Regions from separate parts of the Mus musculus genome. Here region 2 is linked to region 1. The links are chromatin loops, found by intact Hi-C in ENCODE. Cell type or tissue: left cerebral cortex. All regions are shown on one strand.

What was found. A loop is a pair of places that touch in the nucleus more often than their neighbours do. Peaks named below come from ENCODE experiments on the same cell type or tissue, not always from the same donor. Only the 100,000 strongest peaks of a DNase experiment are listed, where the experiment ranks them.
Region 2: a loop joins it to region 1, with 4 times the contacts of the local background. A loop is called at or near these places in 3 of 42 quality-filtered maps.

What each region holds. Positions count from the first base shown.
Region 1 is chr4:82,508,671-82,513,670 of GRCm38, reverse strand. All of the region lies in intron 1 of Gm11266 (predicted gene 11266), which reads right to left. Among named protein-coding and RNA genes, the nearest start is that of Gm11266, 3.2 kb to the right of the region's middle. In left cerebral cortex, no CTCF peak of the experiment used is centred here; DNase peaks (open chromatin) are centred at 376, 1,193 and 1,983; H3K4me3 peaks cover 2,038 bases; H3K27ac peaks cover 4,060 bases.
Region 2 is chr4:82,931,742-82,936,741 of GRCm38, reverse strand. It overlaps Frem1 (Fras1 related extracellular matrix protein 1), which reads left to right. Exons shown (of 37, transcript NM_001198811.2): 26 at 569-770; 27 at 1,737-1,881. Gm33260 (a long non-coding RNA gene) reads right to left here. Exons shown (of 3, transcript XR_390683.3): 2 at 4,656-4,758. Among named protein-coding and RNA genes, the nearest start is that of Gm33260, 11 kb to the right of the region's middle. In left cerebral cortex, CTCF peaks have their summits at 2,228 and 2,888 (motif pointing right); DNase peaks (open chromatin) are centred at 2,240 and 2,904; H3K4me3 peaks cover 745 bases; H3K27ac peaks cover 578 bases.

The DNA of each region.
Region 1 (5,000 bases):
TTTTTGTCTTTTTGTGAACGTTAATGCACTCACTATTCGATGTCCTCTGGATACAGAGAGTGGGGGTGGGGTTGGAGTTCTCTGCTTTCTCTCCTACCTACTACTGCCCATCTCTGCCAATGTTTCACACCTTCTAAGCACACCCAAGTCCGAGCACTTGAAAGCAAAGGCCGTGGAGCGAGGGGGCTCTCGGTCTCCGTCTACAACGAAACCAGCGAGGCCCGGGCAGCAGCAGCGCCGGCCACGTGGAGGGAAACCGCAAGGAACCACAGCCAGTGGCTCTGGGCCGGGTACTGCCTGCCGCTCCACCGCCCAGTGGCGCCACGCCCACCGCGGCACAGGTCCCGCCCTCTCGTGGCTCCTCCCCCCTCGCGCCTTCCCGCCGCCGGGCGGAAGCGAAGAGCGGCTTCCCGCGCCCTGGCCGGCGGGGCGGGGCAGGGCTGCGGGGCGGGAGGCCCGGGCTGCGCGACCAGGCCAATCCCAGCACGGCGAGGCCCGCGCGAGACCGTGCGCCCTAGAGCACGCACGCACGCACGCACGCACGTACGCGCTCACAGACAGACAGACAGACAGACAGACAGACAGACAGACAGACAGACACACACACACACACACACACACACACACACACACACACGCATGCACACACACACAAAATCTACACACGCGCGCACACACACAGTCATACACTCACATTGCGCGCGCGCGCATATACACACACACATACACACAAGACTCACACACACTCACTGCACGGCGACACACACACTGCACTGCGACACACACACACTCACACACACACATTACACGGCGTGGGAATTGGCCGAGAGTCTTCCGCCCGGGCGAGCAACGGGAGCTGTGTTTAGCCTGCTTCCAGACTTTACCTGTACCTGCTTTTCTTCTTGGGCCAGGAAGTGTGGCGGTGCAGAAATACTTTTAAACAGTATCAGACTACGTCGGATTGCTTAAAAAAAAAAAAAAAGACCCCAAACAACAACAACAACAAACCTCTAAACACAAAAAGAGACACAAAAACAACAACAAATTTCTACACTCAGTCAGCGGCCCAGGGTTCAGTACAGACTTTTATTTAGTGCAGTGCGATGGTATGTGGCTTTCAAAGGATCCGTCTTGTTTGCATTTCGTGTTAGTCCTTTGCAAGCTCCCGCCTAACTCCACGCGCACAATTTATTTCCTGTCCCTGTGTGTAAAGCGACTATTTTACTCCTTTTCTCAAGGCCATATTGTTGTTTTAAAGATTGAACGATGGTGTTGAATTTTCAGAACTAACCTAAATGCGTCTTTTCTAAGCGTTGACAACTTTAGCACACTTATGGCGGGAATGAGCGAATTATACTAAATCCAAGCAGTGTGGAACCCGGCAAACCACCACCCACCCCATCCCATCCCGATCTGGCTCTCCTTTCCCCCTCTCTCCCTTTACTGTTGTGGGGAAAATTATAAATAATACTTAGCTGCCCATATAGTCCAGTTCTTTTTTTATTTTTATTCTATAATGAAAGCACCTTACTTCACCGCTAGGTACCTCTTTGTTCTATATTCTTATTTAAAATGCAGTTTCAAATGCAAAAAGTTCTACTTAGCTCCCATTGATGTGTAAAGAGCTTTTAAAATTGGTGTCTCTCTAAAGTTTTGCTCACTCGTCCGTCCACACCCCGTTTCAGTAAGGAATTGTTAGCCCTTCTCCCTTCAGCACCCCCAACTCTTTAAAAAAAACGGGGGGGGCATTATGATGGATTTCTTCCTGCTCCTGTTAATGCGTCTTTCCCACCCCACTGGTTTCTGCCCTAGCCCAAGATCTCCCTCTGCCTAAATCTGTGTGTGCTTGTCTGTGGCTCTGCCTTCTCCCTTGTCCTCTTCGACTAGAGTCTGGGACACATTTTAATGCACAATATCCCATCCATTAAGTTGTGGTTGAATGCGGAGTGTGTGAAGACTTGGCAGCTTTCAGGTTGAAGGGGGCGGGGAAGCCAGTTTCGACTTTGACACAAGATGCCGCGGTGGCGTGATCTGAATTATTATTAGGTCTGTGAACATGGCCATCTTCCCCTCCTGGTTGGAAGAACTGCCATTGAACTTGAGACAGAACAGACAAGATCTCCAGGTTTTCCTTTCCCCCTCAAGTACAGTAGCTGGCAGAGAAAAGGCGCCAAAATACACAAGATTAACTGACTTTCTTTGAACGGGTCTCATAGCACCCTTTTGTAACTATAACTTCCAACGGGAGGGGGGGGGCGTTAACTTTTGAACCCATATTCGAACAGACATTTAAATCAGCCCTAAAGTGGAATAAGTCCAGAAAGTCATACCCGCATGTTTCTGCGGTTAGAAAGAATGCACGTGTCAATAAGCAGGGTGCATGTGTGCACGTGAGGCGGTGAGGAGGGGCTGGAGATTTAATCAAAATCAGAATGAGTGACTTCCCGGTGTGTTCACTGTACTGGGAAGCCTGTTGTGAAGCTAAGAGGCTGACCTTTGGGCAGCTTAAGTAAAAACTGCAAAGGGTTGTGAAACGCAAAAACGCTGTGGTTTCCAGTTTTACATCTGAGGTTTAATGTTTTTATTTAATGGTATGAGGGATGGAGAGAGCGCAGGCGCTGAAAAGTCCCTATTAAATCATATGTGGTCAAAGGTCAAACACTCCGACTCACTGATACAATATACTGGAGATTCCTGTCTAGTGATGGGGAGCGCAGAAAAAAAAAAAAAAACGCTTGGGCAATAAAAGTATTAGAATGGTAATTATCGTCCGTGGTCAGGGCTGCATTCTTCTGCACTGGGCAAAGGTTTTTACTGGCCCTGATGAATTTTAAAGCCGAGTATTGTTGAAAGCTATTTTAACAGGAAATTGATTAGCTGAGTGTTTCATACAATAAATGGTGACAGATTCATTGTTTGATGTGCAGAATAAATTCCTTTTATTCTTTAGACAGCACAGGCATCCGCTTAGTTTTAACATGGTCAGGCTGAGCAGCAGCATAATTTTGAGTGGATGTAATGTTACACATCTGTAACTTTGTTGACTTGTGTGGCATCACAGAGCCTGACAGTATTTGAAATTTACTAGCTTGCTGTGTTCGGATACATTCAGGGATTTTTTTTTTTTTTTGTTGTTGTTGTTTCTGAATATATACTTTGTTTAGGCCCACTTGTTTATATTCTTTTTTTTTAAACTTCTTATATTGTCATTTGAAATGTAGGTGGAGAAATCCCCTTATTGTGCATTATTTTGATTTGAAATAGAACAGCAGCTTTTCAAAGGAGAACCAGAAAAAGGAATACAGAGGTTTAAGATGGCCTGTAGCCACCTCTAATGCTACAGTGTTAAGACTACTTGGGTGTTTTCGACAGACCTTTCTGAACGTCTGTGTCTTCATAGGTCACAGCATATATGCAGACAAGCTGCAAGTTTACTCATCCAGATAAAAGGATGTAGGGTTTTACTTTAAAGGGAATCTATTGAGAAAAGGTCAAGCCTGCAGCATCAGCAGAAAAGATACACTGTGTATGGAACCTCTGTGCTGTGCACACAGCCAGGCAACTGTGACAGAAATTTTGAAACTCCAGAATAAGTCAGACAAAAGTTTCAGGCCAGCTGCTGACTCTGTAGCCCGGGACCAAATGATTTCAAACTTGGGAAATCTCTCATTGTGCTGGATTCATTTCTGTGGAGAAATTGTGACCAGTGAACCTACATGGAGGCCTTTGGACTGGTCCCTGTTCCCATTCACAGTGGTAGCCTGCAACTGTGTCCCGGATGCAGACCTGCTTAGTGGGATTTCTTTTTAATACTTAAGTACAGGCATTTCAGCAGCGGCATTATTAACAGCGTCATTTTTTCTCATTTAGTTTTGTCCTCAGGGGAGACCAAACAGCTCCCAGAGGAGGGAAGAAAAGTCCAAGGTTATTTATTTAGTTGAAAAGCAAAGGACTGGCAGTAGGTGGGGGAAACTAACCAGTTGTGAACTCTCCAGTGGGGAAAAATTGCTCCCCTAATTTGACAGTAGTAGTTTAAGGGCTCAGAGAGCTGCGCGTGAGTCTGCAGTTCCTATCATGCACAGGCAGTCTTAGCACTTGCTGGCTGTTTATATATGCATTTTTTGGGTGGGTGGGGGGGGGAGGGTTTTGGTGTTGTGACTAGTGGATATAAATCTATGTTTTTCAGGCTATCCTTGGAGGAAAGAAAGGTCCCTGGGTATGACACAGTGGACACCTGCAGTTCTGCAAGCTTGCTTCCTGGGGTCAGAAGGTCATCTGTCTCTTTTGTGTTTAGCTTTTAAACCTTGATACTAGCCATGCAGCTATGGGATTGTTGAACCTCCCTGCAAATCACATGCAAGAGATAAAAAATAAAAGTAGTGGGGTACATTGGAAATGACAGCATTGTTAAGCTGGGAGAAGCCTTGCTTGAATTTGCCCAGGCTTTGCAATCTGTCTCTGCAGTTTCTTTACAAAGAAGAAAGAAACAAAACAAAACAAAACAAATCAGTATCAGGAGATACCAAACTCCTCTCTAGAGATCAGAGAAAGACCTAGACTGGGTAACAACGTGTATTTTTAAATATACAGTTAGGTTTTGAAAACCCATTAGAAGCCCTGACTTTTCTTTTAGAATTCAACAAACTTTCTGTCAGAAAAGACAATTTCCCCTAATGTGGCAGCAGAGAATAGTCCAAGGAGATGATTAGGAATATGGCAACAGATCTCCCTGTTGTTGAGAGAGCACTTCACAGGCAGGTTTTGAGATTAATGTAGGTGGCCTTTCATGGCTCCCAATGCAAGAAAGGGAGAACAGAGGGACCAAAGTGTTTTTTTTTTTTCCCCATTTGACAGCATCAGAAACTTCTGCAGAGCAACTTGAAGCCTACTTTTATAAAACATAGATACTTTGTAAGCTATCCTTTCTATCTGTCTCCTTGGTGTTTCTCAAAGTGAAGGTGGCTGACAAGTGCAGAGGGAAGCCAGAGAAAGCAGAGGTC
Region 2 (5,000 bases), 420 kb before region 1:
CAGCCTTAGTGGAACAATATACAGGCTAAAGATAATCACTTGCATAATTTTTATAGTGAACTATTTCAGCTTTTCTTCTCAACACTTTGGCATTTGGGCAAAGGCATGTGGGAAAGGTCTTTGGCATTTGTAAAAACCTAGGATTCTGTTTATGTAGTTCATTAAACACAGCAAATCTTTCCGTGGTGCTGACGTTAAATTTGCCATGTAATTTTGGGGTCATTTTTAGTGTTTTCCTTGTGCTTCTGTCATGGTTCATGCATAGTGCTGTGTGCAAGAATGGGCATTGGGTGGGAAGGTGTGGTATGTCCCTTCATAAAGCTAATATTGTAAGGAAATTCAGACAGGGGACATCATAAAGCTGGGTGGAGGTTTGTGATGGAAAGGAAACCTTGGCCCTTGTCTCTGTATTTGTTAGGATAGGGTGAACAAGACAGGCTTCGGCAGAAATCAACAGATAAGGACTCCAAGCGATCTCTGGGTTGAGGAGTTCACTATTGTTGAGCCAGGAAAGCCCTGTGTAGCATAGGGAGAGAAGTCCTTGTGTAACGCTACGTTGGTGATTCAGGTGGATCAGCTGGACAAGGCAGCGCCCCGTATCACACACTTGCACTCCCCTACTCAAGTGGGGCTCTTGAAAAATGGCTGCTATGGGATTTACATCACTTCCCGTGTGCTGAAGGCATCAGACCCTGACACAGAGGATGACCAGATCATCTTTAAGATTTTACGAGGCCCATTGTACGGACGTCTGGAGAACACAACAACAGGTACTTTCCATCTTTTTTGGGGGGGCGGGTGTACTTTCCATCTCAGTCCTTGTAAGTCCTCATTTTAAACTACTAGTTGCTGGCAGAGCTAAAGAGGAACTCAGGTAAGTGTAGGTAGGCCCGTTTGGTGAGTGCTCCCTAGGGCTTGCTGATAGACTCAGTTTATAAATCAATGTTGTTGCTAATAGGGGTTTGAAGCTGAATCTTCTAAATTCATCTTCATAAGGAGAAACAGCTCCTGACACACAGTAGCTGAACTCTTCACTGACTTGTTATTTTGTTTTATTTTCATGTTGTGTTTTATTCAGAACACAGTGCCAGGGTGAGATTGATATTTGAGATTAATTTCTTTCTCCTAGTATGAATCCCCAATTATATCATCTGCTTTTTTAAAAATATGGTTTTTCCCCTAATAGCTTTGCTAAATTTTATATTAGCTCTGCTTCAGGAAGGCAATGATCACAACAACTCATTAAACAGGATGGCAGAGGCGACAGGTTTTATTAACTCCCCATTCCCTTTCTCTTTAGTTTAGGATTATAAGGCAAGTATCTCCAAAGCAAAGCAAACTTAAAGAGGAATTTGAGTCAATCTTATTTGTATCTGAGCATGGGTGCAACAATGCTAATTTTCTTTAAATGGACTTTGGCTTTTTTTTCTCTCTCTTTAAAACAAGGTCTCAGGTAGCGGCTGGCCTCAAATTTGATATGTAGTAGAACACAGCCTTTAACTTTGGATCATCCTTTCTCTTTATTTCAAGTGTTAGCGTTCCAGGTGTATGCCTCCATACAGGGTTTTGGGTGTGTTCTATGCATGCTAGGCAAGTACTACCGCCTGAATAGAACCCCCAGCCCGGCACTCTATTCCTTAAATCTGTTTGAAACAAAACAGCTGTGTGGTTTTTTAATTCTCAAGTGATGTTTGATTTGATTATCCATGAGAGATCCATCTATTTCTTGCTTGTAGGTGAATTCATCCACGAGCGATTTAGCCAGAAGGACTTAAGCCATAAGACCATCCTTTACATCATAAACCCTTCTTTGCAAGTGACTTCCGATATCCTGGAATTTCAGGCCATGGACCCCACAGGGAACACTGCCACTCCCCAGAGGTAACTTTCCATTATTCACTGGCTCTGCATGTCACGTTTATCCGATTAAGAACGTGAAATAATCTTTTCCATACCAGGTCTTTCACTGTTTATAGGGTAAATGTTTACAGGGTAAACCTTTACAATTAATAGGGTAAATTGATGGACTATTTCATAGGCTCATGCAATTTATTTTGGAGAGGGGATTTCTGTTGTATCATTTCTAGATGATGGAGAAACCAGTAGTTCCCAGATTATAAAGGCACTAAAAGGCTCAGCAAACAGCACCCTTTTTATCACGGTTGTAAATGCATCGCCTTTCACACCCTGGGAAGTGACTGTTGGAGGCCTTTCAGGACTGAGCTCAAAGCCTGTGTGTGTTCGTATTGCAGCCAGAGGTCACTCTAGGACTGTGTTAGTCACGACTGGCTTCTGAGCCATGGTGGGTGGGGACGGAGGTGGGGGTGGGATGAAGTAGAAAGAAGCAGCCAAATATATTCTTTCTTACAAAAAAGAAAGAAAGAAAACACTTGCCTCTGTAAGTTAACAAGCCTTATAGGCAAGAAGAAGATAGTATAAACAAAAATAGAGTAGAGGGGATATTAAGTGATATTTATAAACACAAATATATATGATGTAGGATAGTGGCCATAACAAGAACAAATCTGTGATATTAACAAGATTAACAGAGCAGGATAATTTCAGTGACTGTGCCTCCTTCCCAGATGCTTCTGGATATAGACCTTGAATAATTTACTGGCTGACAGATGGTCACAATGAGGTCCATCCGTCCATTTCTCCTGCTGCATTCGTTTTCGTTATTTACTGCCTTTCCCAGACGCCTCAGAGAACATTTAATTCGTTCTAAATTTTGTGTTCACCATATCCAAGACATAAATAATAGCATAAACGAGCACAGCCCTACTATGCTCCCTCTATGTCGAATTGTGAACGGGAAGAGAAACTGAGAAAATGTTCTCAGGGCTGGATTTTCCGTGTCCTCATTCTGTAGTGTAGTTTCACCACTCGCCACCAGAGAGTGCTACAGCCATTGCTAGCAAACCCAGACATCCTGTCTCAGAAATGCGTTCTGATGCGGCTTCTTTTGCCTGTTCAAGTGCAGTCCCTCAGCCTGGTTTATTAAATAACCCCACAGACGATGTTGGTCCCGTGGTTACCATATGCCAGGCGCACAGCACTGGGTGTTAGGGATCAGGTACGAACAAGGAAGACCAGGTATCTGGACTTAAAATCCTGAAGCTATAAACACCCATTAAACTGCCTCTGCCTAAGGGAACTGATTCCTGGAGATCACGGGCTAAAGATTAGATAGCGATAACTTACCTTAAGAGAAAAGAAGAAGAAGGAGAAGGAGAAGAAGAAGAAGAAGAGAAGAAGAAGAAGAAGAAGAAGAAGAAGAAGAAGAAGAAGAAGAAGAAGAAGAAGAAGGAAGAAGGAAGAAGGAAGAAGGAAGAAGGAAGAAGGAAGAAGGAAGAGGAAGAGGAAGAAGAAGAAGAAGAAGAAGGAAAGAAAGGAAGAAAAGAAAAGAAAAGAAAAGACGTTATTTTCAAGAAAAATAGTTGACTACATTCTAAAACTGTTAACAAATTGACTTCACTCAGCCTTATAGTCGTTTAAAAATGGTTCTACTGAAATGCAGTGTTGCTCAGTTCTGCCCCTGAGTGAGTACAAACCTTTGGCCCTCCGCAAGCCAGCCAGCATGGTGTGAGTGACAGAATTTACCCCCAGCAATGATACTAGCTTTCGCCACACTTGAACCCTTTACAAGCCTTGTTGTTAGTCACAGTCGAGTCATTATCACGTGGTTAACAGCGCTATGGCTTCTGAGGAGACTGGTTGAGATTGGCATAGGCATCCTTGTACAGAGATCTCTTTCCATAGGCTCATGCTGGAGATGACGCTATCATCTGGAGATGGCTCAAACCCGTGAAGAAAGATGCCCGCGGACAGATAATTCAAAAATAACTCAGATTTGGGCCCAGCATCCTGTCTGTTACTTCCTTTTGAGGGGGCTCATGGAAGTAAACATTGCTCTGCGTTGTCTCGGTATTTGAGCGGAATAGTTGTGCCCAAGCAGACACGGATTTTGGTTTGGTTTTCTTTCCTGAAACTAAACACACATTTTTCTGATAACAAACAGGGTGCGGGTTTAGCCCGGAACACCTGAGTTTACTTCCCTATCCAACTCTTTTTTATTTTTTTTTAATTTAAATTTTTTTTTCCCAGAGTTGAGGATTGAACCCAGAGCCTTGCGCTTGCTAGGCAAATGCTTTATCACTGAGCTAAATCCCCAACATACACCCCCTGCCCCCGTATCCAACTCTTAAGAGCTGTCTTCTGAACACACACACGCACACGCACACTAAGGGGACAAGAGAGGGAGGCTTTAAAACAAATAAACAAACAAAATTCTAAATAGTGTTTTGTCGTCACAAAACAACCAGTCAGAGCCTACTTACACACACAATATGAACCATAGGCATTTAGAATTTCATGATTTTTAGCTCTACTTAATGTTATTTATTCACTAAAACCGTCATAATTTAGAACTTGCAGGCAAGGAAACAGAGGCACAGAGCTGGAGGAGGCTTACACACGCGTGCAGCTGGTTAGTATGGTAGCTGGGACTCGGCCCTTATTAGCCCATGTGGCCTGCCACCCTGCTCTGCCCCCTTCATCCTTCCTTAATGCTAGCTAAGCCTTTCTTTCCCAGTAGGTATTGGCCACCCAAGCTACAAGAGACATATTTTCCCATGAAGAACTTTAAGGCTTACCCGTTTTTGTGTGTGTGTGGAATCGTGAAAAGCAACTGTCAACGTTCGTGTGGTCTCCATATCTCCTTCCCGGGGGATATAGTGGGGATAATTATCCTTGGATCTGGAGTTGAACAGGCCTGCACTTAGTGATTGCTCACAACAGCTTTCTCATATGTACAATAGGGAACTATTATAGTTACTTTAGATAAATACATGAGGTCCCACAAATGGAAGCATCTTGGGGTCCTTACTACTAGTAGTAATTCCCCTGAGTATCTATGTTAATTCAATTGACCGTTTGAAGAAGTATCCTGAACCATTTGGTAGATGAAAGCCTATCTGTAATTAGATATTGATTTTAGG